Regions from separate parts of the Homo sapiens genome. Here region 2 is linked to region 1. A link is a contact called in ENCODE Hi-C or POLR2A ChIA-PET data. All regions are on one chromosome and are shown on one strand. The core of a region is the stretch at or near the end of the contact, and the rest is flanking DNA. Distances in the headings are between cores, read along the strand shown.

Region 1 (6,355 bases), core at 1,149-3,648:
TAAAAGTAATTTTGGAAAAAGATAAAATAAAAATTTTGACCAAACAAGCAGGGGGCATCTGGTGCTCATGTTGAATCCAAATAACCGTTTTTTACTTTTGAATTTTGCTATATATGTATGTAAGTATGCATGTATGTGTTGTTACTATAAGAAATCATAAGCTCTTTGGAAAGTCTGTTTCTATAGAGAATTTCAATGCAACAAGGTCTGTTCAATACAAAAAGAGCTCCAGTGTGCAGTTCTGTACATTCAGGATCATCACTCATTGGCTTGGAGTATGCCTTGAAAAATCTGCAACATTTTTACATCACTTTACATCTTTCAGAAAACTAATTATCTTCTGTTTTCTATTAGACACACTGACCTTTCTTTTTTGTTGTTGTTTTTTTTGAGACCAAGTCTCACTATATCACCTAGGCTGGAATGCAGTGGCAAGATCTCAGTTCACTGCAACCTCTGCCTCCTGGATTCAAGCGATTCTCCTGCCTCAGCCTCCCAAGTAGCTGGGATTACAGGCACCCATCAACACGTCCAGTTAATTTTTGTAGTTTTAGCAGAGACAGGGTTTCACCATGTTGGCCAGGCTGGTTTCGATCTCCTGACTTCAAGCGATCCGCCCACCTCGGCCTCCCAAAGTGCTGGGATTACAGGTGTGAGCCACTGCGCCCAGCCAACAAACTGACCTTTCTTTAGCACCAAAATATAGCTGTTCTTAAACAACATTGTGTTATTCTTCATTTTCCTAAGTGAGAACCAACCTGTTCTATTATTGATAAACAAGAAGATACAAAGAAAAACTACTGTGAACACAGTTGGACAGGAAATTTTTGGGATTCATAACAGCTAAGAGGCTTTATTTTATTTTTCCAGGGGTGCAGGTTGTTATTATACAAAGACTTGCACTGTCTCACTATGAATGTTGATTTTAGTAAAATATTTTTAGTAAAATATAAAGTAAGCAAATAAAAATATTCTTGATTTGTAGTTCTTCATATATGGAAAAAATAAAACCAACTTAGAAAAACACATTGACAACAAATAATTATAGTTACATTCTCTTCCCTCAAATACTTTACTAAAGTTGTCATTGAAAAGCACAAATGGTATAGTATTTTCCTTTTATCTTTCTTCTTGCCCATGGTCTACTAAAAGAATTTTTGGCAAACAAGAGAAAGAAGGAAAAGCCAAGATTTTTTACAAACTACAAAATGGAAAATTTGCCTTCAAATAATCACGATAATAAGTACTCCTAACTGAAATTAAATATTAATTTATATAAATGTATCTTTTAAAGCAACATTTATAATTCTTTACTACTTTACTATCTAGTCCAAATTAAAAACATTACAGCAGTCTATGGAGTTCTGGGCACATCAGAAGAAAGAAAACCTGCATAAGAAGATGTAAAAAATTACCTTTTTTCCTGGACGACCTCTTTGCCCTGGAATTCCCACAATTCCTTCAGGTCCCTAAAATATTCAATATAAAAAAGGAAATAAATGGTTAAAGAAAAGATGAGATGGAGTATTTGAATACTTCTATCAGATAATCACTGGATTGGATTGGACGAGAAGTAAAAATGAGGGTTAATTTTCACATTATTAGGTTTGTATCATTTAAAAAGAGGTCACAATGACTTAGAGGTGTAGCTGTTATTAGCTATAAAGTTCACATGCACAAACTGGCCAAGAGAGTCTTAATTACACTGTTCATTATTCTAGGTGGAACATTACTTAGATTCAGTATACCCATTTTAATTAGAGAGAATGTAATTAAAGTTAACCCATGCCTTCTACGTCACAGGCTGTAAAACACGTTTAACTAAAATAAAAAAGTATAAACCCAAAGGCATCCATCTCAGCATTTCTATCAGCTACTGGGAGCTCAGCATCTTGTGGAAAGTACAGGACTTCTGCCTATCCAATGAAGTCTCCACACACATATGAAAGAAAGTACAGAGTATAAAATACATCTAGTACATGGTCAAGGAAAATTTCAATGTGTCTAGTACGTGGTCAAAGAAAATCTCAAAATCTCACTGGAGTAGAAAGAGTTAAAGAGATATTCGTTGATCTGTGGGAAAAAAAGAAGGAAATACAGAGAGAAAAAGGAGGTAATCATATAAAACTTAAAAATAATATTTTCATTTCAATTTGTCCTTTGTGTAGCTAAAAGTATATTAAAAGTTTTCAATATACACTTTTTTTTAAGTAAAAGTGGGGCACTATATGAATTTTCAGGTAAACAATGGTTAGGCTTAAGTGAGTTCCACAGTAAGCCAGGTTGCAAGTTCTAAAATGGCTAATAATTAATCACAACATTCCCTGCATTCGCTGGAAATGAAAATAGAAATCTCAAATTTGTGTCCCAAAAGCTTGGCAAATTGCAAAAATGATGTAGACAAGAAATAACTTGTGGTTTACCACTGTGCTATGTAGGCTCTAGATAAATATTTGTTGAACGAATAAACAGATACCTAAGGAAATGACTCATACCCTATGCTCCTGAGAAAATGCTCTTCTAGCCTCAGAAAATCACTGAATTTAGAGGCCAAAGCTGTTGTGCTCTATTGCTGTAGTTATAGCTGCATCCAGAGGTAGAAATGGTAGTTGCACTAACCTGAGGACTTCTTTGAAGTTAATGAGGCCTTTCAAAAAGAGGCTGATTAATCTTCATAGAGATTAAAGGTGTGAGCTTTTAAAAGTCAGACTGCTCCCATTTCATATTCTGGCTCTGGCACCTAACACCTACCTATACAGCCGTAGGTAGATTATTTAATTTCTAAAGGCCTCAGATTCCTGTTAAATAAAAGAGGTATAAAAGAACATCTTCAAAGACTAAGAGCAAATAAGAGAATGCATGTAAACTTTAGAAAGGACTAGACTTATGATGAAGAGCTCAAAATATGCTAGTCGTTATTAACTTCTGCTGTTTATTAAAAGTGTATTACACAATATTTAAGTACATGTAAAGATGTTAAAAGGTACAATGAAAGCCCGTTTACCTACATCTACTTTAAGAAATAGAACCAATATATGTGTATGTCTATGTGTGTGTGTGTGTGTATATATATATATATATATCTACATATATATATACATATAATTGAAGCCCCACATTAAACATATACTTATCCAAACTCATCACCCTTTTTCCCTACTCAGGTGCAATCATTGTCTTGAATTTTATTGTTCCTACACATTTCTTAATAATTTTACTCCATTTGTATCCCCAAGTAATATGTATTTTGTATCTTTAAAAATTTTTAAAAAGCAGTATCATACTTTATGTGTTCTCCTGAAACTTCTTTTTAACACATTTTTGTTTTGAAATTACTGTGTCTTTAATTCATTTACTTAAAAAAATGCTACAGGATTCCATGTTATTATCAAACCACAACTTAAGTATTTTTCCCGTTGGTTAATGTTTTGGTGGCTTTCTTTTGCTATTACAGACAATGCTGGAATAAACACTCTGTACTTGTCTCTATGTGCTCATGTCAAGAGTTTTTATAGGGTATGTACCCTGGAATTGAATTGCTGGGTTGTAGGATACATGCATCTTCAAGCATATCAGATATTGTCAAATTGTTCTCCAAAGTGATTTTGCCAATTTACATCCTCAATGGCAATGTTTAAGAGTTCCACTTACTTCATATTTCCTATAATGCTTGATCGTATGAGACTTAAAATGGGTGCAGAATGATGTTATCATTTCAATTTATGTTATTGGTTATTATGGAAAAACGTATAGCTACTCATAAAGTTATCGGACATCTATATCTCTATGTGAATTTCTGGTTCCTATCTTGTGCCCGTTATTCTACTGGGCTGTCTTATTTAGTTACATGTATATGTTTTTATACATACTTATATTTTGTTCATTCCATATATCACAAATCTCTTCTCCCAGCTTGTATCTTATTTTCTCACCTTGTTTATTACGACTTTGGACTAACACAAGTTTGCAATTTTAATGCAGTCAAAGTCATTAATATTTTCTTTCTGTTTCTTTTAGTGCTTTGTTTTAAGAAATCTTTACTGCTTCCCCTTTCCTTATAAGGTCATAAAATATTATCTTAAATGTTCTCCCAAGAGTTTTAAGATTTTGATTTTAACAGTTAAGCCTTTAATCAATTGGAATGTAATTTTGCGGGGTGTGTGTTTGTGTGTGTGCGCGCACGTGCGCATTTGTGTGAGGGAGAGTATTTTTTTTTTCATTTGGATAACCAATTGTACTGGTATCATTTATTAAATTGTTCATTTCCTTATAGATCTGTAGTGCATAATCAATTTATCAAAAATCAAGTTTCAAAATATACTTATATCTGATTCTACATTATCTTCAATTTCCATTGGTCTGTTTGTTTATTTGTGAATGAGTATGGCACTAACTAACTTAATTACTCTAGCTTCAATAATAAGTTATATCAGATAGGTCAGATTCTCTCTTCCACCTCCTCCACAACCATCCCACCTCTGCACAACTTATTCTTTAAAGTTGTCTTAATATTGGCCCTTTGGTTTTCCACACAAATTTTTAAATCACTTTTTATCAATCAAGTTTTATTAAAAATCCCATTGGGATTTTGGTTGAAATTGTATTAAGTGTATTCATTAATATAGGAGAAGATTGATAATTTTATAATATTGAGTTTTCCTATCATGAATATAAAATAACTGTCCATTTATTTAGTTCTTTAATAAATGATTATAATTTCTTTAATTGCAAAAATTTTCCACACCATTTTTACAAATATTTTGTTTAGATGTATTGCTAGGTACTTAATTTTGTGGCTAATTGTGTTGGAAATTGCATTTAAAAATATCTAACTGCTCATTGCTGGTGAAAAAGAATGGAACCTATTTTTGTATATTACTTTTATTTATTTATTTAGAGACATTGTCTTGCTATGTTGCCCAGGCGGGACTTGAACTCCTAGGATCAAGCAATCCACTCACCTCAGCCTCTCGAGTTACTGGAAGTACAGGCGCATGCCACAGTAACCACAGTATTATGTTTTATTTTTTCTATCTAACTTTTATTTTAGGTTCAAGGGGTACATGTGCAGGTTTGTTATGTGGATAAATTATGTGTCACATGGATTTGGTGTACAGATAATTTTGTCACCTAGGTAATTGGCATAATATCTGATAGGCAGTTTTTCAGTCCTCACCCTCCTCCCACCCTTCACTCTCAAGTAGGTCCTGATGTTAATTGTTCCTTTCTTTGTGTCCATGTGTACTCAAGGTTTAGCTCCAACTTAAAGAGAACATGTGGTATTTGGTTTTCTGTTCCCACATTAATTTGCTTAGGATAATGGCCTCCAGCTGCATCCATGTTGCTGGTTAAGGACATGATCTTGTTCTTTTTCTATGGCTGCATAGGATTCCATGGTGTATACATACCACTTTTTTTTTTATCCAGTCCACTGTTGATGGAGATCTAGGCTGATTCCATGTCTTTGCTATTGTGAATGGTGCTGCGCTGAAGATAAATGCGCATGCATCTTTATGGTAGAACAGTTTATATTCCTTTGGGTATATACCCAGTAATGGGACTGCTGGGTTGAATGGTAGTTCTTTTAAAGTTCTTTGAGAAATCTCCAGACTATTTTCCACAGTGGCTGAGCTAATTTACATTCCCACTAGCAGTGTATAAGTGTTCACTTTTCTCTGCAACTTCACCAGCATGTTATTTTTTGACTTTTTAATAAAAGCCATTCTGACTGGTATGAGATGGTATCTCATTGTGGTTTTGATTTGCATTTCTCTAATGATTAGCAACATTGAGCATTTTTTCATCTACTTGATGGCCAAATGTATGTCTTTTTTTGAGAAGTGTATGTTCAAGTCCTTTACCCATTTTTAATGGGTTTGTTTGTTTTTTGCTTATTGATTTAAGTTCTTTATAGATTCTGGATATTAGACCTTTGTTGGATGCATAATTTGCAAAAACTATCTCCTGTTCTTAGGTTGTCTGTTTACTCTTTTGACAGTTTCTTTTGCTGTGCAGAAACTCTTTAGTTTAATTAGGTTCATTTGTCAAGTTTTGTTTTTGATGCAATTGCTTTTGGAATCTTTGTCATGAAGTCTTTGCAAGGGCTGATGTCCAGAATAGTATTCCCTAAGTTCTCTTCTAAGGTTTTTATAGTTTTAGGTTTTATATTTAAGCATTTAATCCATCTTAAATTGATTTTTGCATGTGGTAAAAGGTAGGGGTCCAGCTTCAATCTTCTGCATATGGCTAGCCAGTTATCCCAGCACCATCTACTGAATAGGGTAAACTTTCCCCATTGCTTGTTATTATCGGCTTTGTCAAAGGTCAGATAGCTGTAGTTGTGTGGCTTTATTTC
Region 2 (6,355 bases), core at 1,659-4,158, 240 kb before region 1:
GTATGTCAATGTTTATGGTTAACTGCAATCTCATGGTCTATTTCATGTGACCTTCTATAAGAAGAATCTGTCAGTTCTACTTGTAGTGTTGACTTTCCTTAATGTAAATTTAGGACCTGACATTTATGTAACAAACCCTTCCAAAATTGGGTGGCTTAAAACAACAACAATTTATAATTGTCACAATTTTGTTGGTTGATGAAGTTCAGCTGGGAAGTTACTCATGCGGTCACTCATGCAGGTGGGAGCTTGGCTGGGGCTAGAATGTTCCAAATGACTCCTCATCCTCTGGGGTCTCTCTCCTTGTGGCTTTTCATCACTCAGTATTCTACCCTGAGTTTCTTTACAGCCAAGGGGCTGGCTTCTAAGAGGGAGTGTCACAAGAAGACAAGCCTCGATGTACAAGAACCTATTAAGCCTCTGATTGCTCCAAACTTACTAACACCTTGTTGGTTAAAACAAGTCACATGATCAAGCCCAGCATCAAGGTGGAAGGGAACTATATAAAGCCATAGACACTGGGAGGTAGTTCACTGGGGACTGCCAATGTCACAGTCTACCACATTTATCCTTATTAGATGTCATTGTTACACTTTTGAGAGGGAAGATTTTTGCTCACATCTTTATAAAAATTCAAATTTTTCAGGATATGGGCTCCATGATGATGGTGATGACAATGATACATCATTTACTGTCTACAGTATCCTAGGTTTTTCTTTTCATGATTAAAATTTATATAAAAATCCCAAGGACAGAATTATTGCTCCCACTGAAGAGATAAGAAAAATGAGATTCACAGAGCCTCAATAAGTTTCTTAGTCTCAATCTTAGCTGAAGGCAAGATTTCAACCTAGGTCTCTTTAATTCCAAAGGAGGTGTTTTTTTCCACTGTACCATACTGGCTCTGAGTCTACTTTTGACTCAAGGAAACATATAATTCCCTGCAGAAGAGTGTTTTTCAAATTCTAATAAGGAACTCAAATAGTTAGACAATGCAAAATCACTTTTCTTTCTCTGGAGTTCTTTAAGTGTTTAAATTTCATTTTGTTCTAGGGTATTTTGGTTTCTTTTGCTTTATATAGTGAGTTCTCCTGACTAGTGAAGGAGCCCGAAAGTGCTGATCATACAGTAGGGCTGGGATGTTTAAATATCTGGATGAAGGTTCTGATAAGACTTCATATAAATAGCTATAAGGCAGGGTTCCCATACAAAAAAAAATTGAGTTTGAACTTGAAGTTAGTCTTAACTCCATCTATACTGTCTGGATTGCCAGTGTAATTGGCCTCCAAGTAGAGAACTATGCTTTTTTCTTTATCTACTCTGGTAAATTATTAAAAGGCTCTTCTGCCCAGGGGATCATTAACTACCTGGGAGGTCTGGCAGGTGCAGCAAAGTGAACCAGGGCAGCTCTGGTTGGGATGGCAGGACTGAGCTTCCTCAGGCAACTTCCACTGCTCAGCCAGAATGAGGGAAAGACCAGCCCTGGGCAGGGCTGCAGGGATTGGGCTGGTGGGCAAGAATAGAGGTAAAGACGGGATGGAGGAAGAGGACCTCCCTGTCCAGCCTGAAAGTGGACTTCCAACTCTTTATGTCACTCAACTCCCATTTGCCTGATGGAATGTGTGCCGTGTGCACCTGCATTTACCCACATTCCCTCCTTCCTCTCTTGGAGGGTGAAAGTGGAGGCAAGGACGAGTCCCAGATTGGCCAATGCAGAAACAACATTTGTGTGGATGACACAGGAGAGCAGGGGAGGTGAGCAGGAGTGACAAAACCTCAGTTAAACCCGTCATCAACCCAATATCTTCACTATCCACATGAAGTGACACGGGAGGTTATACGACACGGCCAAGCCCACCAACTTCCTTAGCACCAGAGATGGCATGGCACTAGATGGCACTAGAACCCACACCTGCCACCCCCAGGCAGGGCTTTTTCCTTGGCACTGGTGCAGTCACCAATCTCAGTAGCTTTCACGAGCCTACAATTGAAAGCACTTTTCTCTATGGCTTTACATCTTGGCCTTTAGGGCAGTAACCCACAGCCTAGTTAGTTCTACTTCTTCTGCCACCCTTCCCTTGTTTCTGTTGGAAAGTGGTGCAGCTATTGGAGGATGTGCTTGACTGAATGTGCTCCCTCAGCTTTTCAGTCCATAGGATGGGCCCCAGCTATACCCTTTCACTCCTTCCCTGCTCAAAGATCATGGAAGAATTCCTGAGGTAACATTTTCATCTTGGGTGAGACTCATTCTTTACAATTCACCCCTGTGGTGAGCTCAGCCTAGTGCAGCCTCTCGTTTGCTCTGTTCACACACACACACACACACACACACAGTCATGCATGTATGCACATACGCACGCACACATGAGAAACACAAGAAAGCACCTTTAAAAAAAATTAGCGGATGATACTTTCCCTTTGTGGATGGTTGCACCTCATACCAATCATGGGTTTAAGCTTGGTGAGGAAAGAGATGGACGGAGATAGAAGCTGGGGAGAAAGATTTGTAATTATTTAAACTTATTGAATAGCTATGTGCCTGCTCCGCTCTGAAAATAGCGCCTGGGTTAAAAGTCTCTGTACCTCAGAAGGTCACCATCTGTAGGAGAGGTAGATCAAAACATATCATTTTAATCAGGAAGAGTTTGAGGTGTGGGAGGTTACAAGGCCCAGGCCTGAGATGGAACTAGCACCCACATCTGACACCCCCGGCACAGGGCTCACTCCTCAACCTTGGAGCTGTTGCCAACCTCAGTAGGTATGAAGAATGTATTGGGCACACATGTTGAAAGCAATGTTTTTCTAGGGCGTTTAGGAGTGAGAGAAGCAAGCGCAATTCCCTGTGGTGTCCCAACCACAAAGCCTCTTCTACCTGTAGCAGACAGAGGAGGTGACACATGAGCTGAGTCTGGGATGACAAGCTCACAAGCATTTGGGGTCAAGCATTCCAGGGAGAGGAGTCAGCCTGGGCAAAACCAAGGCAGCGCTCTCGGTAGGCCTGGGCCTCTGGCTAGTGGTTTCCTTCAACCCACACACTGCGCATGGAACCACAGAAGGCAGCACAGCAGAGCATCTGCCCTCACGTTCTTCCTGGTGGGGGGCCTCCCAAGGACATTCTGCCTCAGGTTCTTATTGTCTGAGGTCACTGAGCCTCCTGAAAGTATTTCAGGAATGTGGAGGCCTGACTCACTCTCTTCCTTGAGTTCACAGTCTGAAGTTCATAAAACCTCTTCCCCCTTTAGTCATTCTTATTCAAATACCGGCCCACAAGTTTCACAGATGGAGCTGGCAGGAGGAATCTTGGGAAGCATTTTTTTGCTCAGGATGTGAAAGTATATGAAGAGTTTGGGAGATCCAGGAGCAATCATTCACTAAGAGCCAGACCCCTGTGGCAGGCGCTGGCTAAACGCAGAGACTGGCTGGCTCGCTCACAGAGTGGAGATCACTGGCAGAAGAGAAATGCCATGAAAGCATCCACTCTGTGCCTCAGTTTCCTCAACTGTAAACAGAGACAATAACCACACCTTCTTCAGAGAACTGGATGGGGAGTGAGTTAATCCACATAAAGTAGTTAGAATACAGCCTGACACATAATAAGTGCTCAATAAATACTAGTTTATTGTTCATACTATTGCTTATTGTTGGCAGAGTGAGTTGTCTACACACTAAGTGGTGTGGGGAAGAGGAGGCATTCCTGGAATAGGACTGCGTGGGATAAACCTGAAAGGAAAATGTCCAATGCCGTGGGTGAGTGTCCAGATGGGGAGGCCTTTAGACATCACACACACACAGCAGGAGGGGCAGCTTGGGAGAGAAGAAACCCGAGTGGCACATCTAGCCTGATGCCAAAGTATCAATTCATGCACTTCTTCCGGTTGGAAACAGTTATAAAAATGTCCAGGGAATTAACAAAGGGGATGCAGGAGAGATATTTGGAGTACGGGATGGGCATACACATAGCCAAGCATGGGGTTTCAAATTGGTGTTATTCACCTTATTTCTCCTGCTGCCGTGCAGGCAATGAAATTCTCAGTGAGGCAGGCCACAGACAGATCAGATGCTCTGTTTTCCTCCTTTCTGACTGTAGCTCAGTTTAGAGGATTGAAAATGCTAGGAGACATCTAGCCTACCCTCTCCCTGCTCACACCGCACCTTGCCTCAGAGCTGGTTTTGACATCTGTCCTAGAAGACATCATCCATTGCCTTGATTCATGGGTATGAGTCTAAGCAATCTTAACCACTGCTGGGATTCCATTTGGACAAGGAAAAGCTTTCTCTGCTTTTCAGAACACTCTACAGAGAAACCCTAACTTTAGTAAGGCTCTGGGGACCCCAGGGGAGATCCAGAGAAGTAAAGCACCCAGCCCAATGGAGCTTCCAGAATGCATTTTGAGGGACAGTGCTTTAGTTCTTCCTTTGACCTCAGTCTCTTTTGGTCATTCCTTGTCCCCATTCTACTCCAACTGGAAAGGCTGAGTAGCTGCTCCTGCATATGTCTGTTATTGCAGTGACCCAAAGTAAGAATCTTAAATGAATTTGAAATCCCTTAAAAAAAGAGTAAAAATAGTCCTAGTGGAAAAGATGGTTCAGGAGTTTCACAGAAGGGAATTAGAAGAAGCCATTACTGACTCAAAGAAAAAGATTACTGAATAGATAGCAGAAGGTAACCTCTGCCCTACTTTCAGACCAATGAGTAGATATAAATGACATTACACTCTCGCTTCATGAAAAGTAACTGGAGAGTTGAGATGAGGTGATTCTTGAAAGAAGGAAAGGCTATTAGATTTCTTACTATTAATGATTAAGGTTCCTCAATTTTTTATTAACCAGCCTTTTTTTCTAATGACAAAATACATCCTTATGGTACATAATTCAAACTGTAGAGAAGGGAATAAAGTAAGAAGTAAAATTCCTTTTCTCCACTCCACACCCTCCTTCCCACACCTCCCTGAATACTTCCCTGCGGAAACCACTATTAACAGTTTCTTCTCCATCTTTCTAGAATTGCCTATGTATATTCCAACCTCCTCTGACAATCCTCTTTTTTACTCACCCACAAGAGGCCTTCCAACTTGGCATCTCACATCATGATACCGCCTTTGTCTGGGAAGCTCTTCTCCTCTTTGCATGGCTCCCTCATGGCTGCTACAACCTTCTCGGAATTGTCAACTACTCAGAGAGGTCTCCTGTGACTTCTCTATTTAAACAACCCCACCACCATCACCATTCTCCACCCTGACACCACCAGTGTCTGCCCAACCCTTAGCACAATGTCCAGCACACAGTATTTGATCAATACATGACGGATGCGTGAGTACATTAGGTACGTGCGCATGCACACATATGCATGTATTCTCCCCACAAAGTATAAAGGGGATGGTATTACAGAGATAATTCTGTAATTTGCTTTCCTACTTCACAACATATAATAAAAAACAATAATGATAATATTTCTTAAGCACTTATGTTCCAAGGACTATTCTAAGCATTTTACATGTATTCTTTCATTTAATTCTTACAACAGCCCCTTAAGGTGGTACTAATACTACCCGACTTGCCAGATAAGGAAACAAAGAAATGGAGACATGGGGAGGTTAAAACACAGCTTGCAAGTGGTAGAGCCAATACATAAATTTACACTAATCGTAAAATGGCTGTTTAGCCTTAATTCACATATTAAAATATTTTGTGGCAAAATATACTCAACATAAAATTTATCTTTTTAATAATTTTTAAGTGTACAGCTTAGTGGCATCAAGTATATTCACATTGTTGTGCAACCATCACCACCATCCATCTCCAGAACTTTCTCATCATCCCAAACTGAAACTCAGTACCCATTAAACATTAACTCTCCATGCTCCCCTTCCTCCAGCCCCTGGCAATCACTATGTTATTTCCTGTCTCTATAAATTTGAGCACTGTAGGTCCCTCATAGAAGTAGAATAATATAGTATTTGTGCTTTTGGGATTGGTGATGGGTTTGTTGCACTTAGCAAGTCTTCCTTATTAATTAATTAATATCTAATGAATAATTTTATTGAGTAAAATATTTGAGTGCATGATACAAAATTCAAAAGGCATAGAATAAAAGAGCAAGTTCTCCTTCTACCTCTGTCTCTAGGTACCCCAGGGGCAACCACTCTTCCTAGTGTCCTTCCAAAGATGTTCTATGCATGTACAATTACATTATTTGTATGAGTCATATATGTATAATATATGTATAGCATACTATACATACTGTTTTGTTTCTTGCATTTCCCATTTAACTCTATACCTTGGAGATAGTTACATGTCAATGTACATGGAACTGCCCCTCAGTAAACATAATTTACATAATGTATCCAGCTGTACA

What was found. Hi-C counts contacts between places; a loop is a spot of excess contacts on that map. ChIA-PET counts read pairs that join two places held with the same protein, here RNA polymerase II (POLR2A). Pooled maps may share reads with other maps.
Region 2: a map of PC-9 shows a loop between it and region 1 (12-fold over the local background). The contact joins two enhancer-like sites. A Hi-C loop is called at or near these places in 5 of 168 maps with a recorded cell type or tissue (Calu3, IMR-90, PC-3 and 2 more) and 3 of 50 pooled maps. POLR2A ChIA-PET finds 5 or more read pairs at or near these places in 1 of 52 experiments (IMR-90).

Annotation. Positions count from the first base shown.
Region 1 is chr1:85,847,938-85,854,292 of GRCh38, forward strand. It overlaps COL24A1 (collagen type XXIV alpha 1 chain), which reads right to left. Exons shown (of 60, transcript NM_152890.7): 38 at 1,416-1,469. Among named protein-coding and RNA genes, the nearest start is that of ZNHIT6, 140 kb to the left of the region's middle. Within about 2 kb of position 2,399, at least 4 of the 41 ENCODE cell types and tissues checked have a DNase peak (open chromatin) inside an H3K27ac peak, as active enhancers do; they include PC-3 and PC-9, where a contact is called at or near this core.
Region 2 is chr1:85,604,328-85,610,682 of GRCh38, forward strand. No RefSeq gene overlaps it. Among named protein-coding and RNA genes, the nearest start is that of CCN1, 27 kb to the left of the region's middle. RefSeq lists enhancers at 2,188-3,052, 2,646-3,845, 3,053-3,918. Within about 2 kb of position 2,909, at least 10 of the 41 ENCODE cell types and tissues checked have a DNase peak (open chromatin) inside an H3K27ac peak, as active enhancers do; they include PC-3 and PC-9, where a contact is called at or near this core.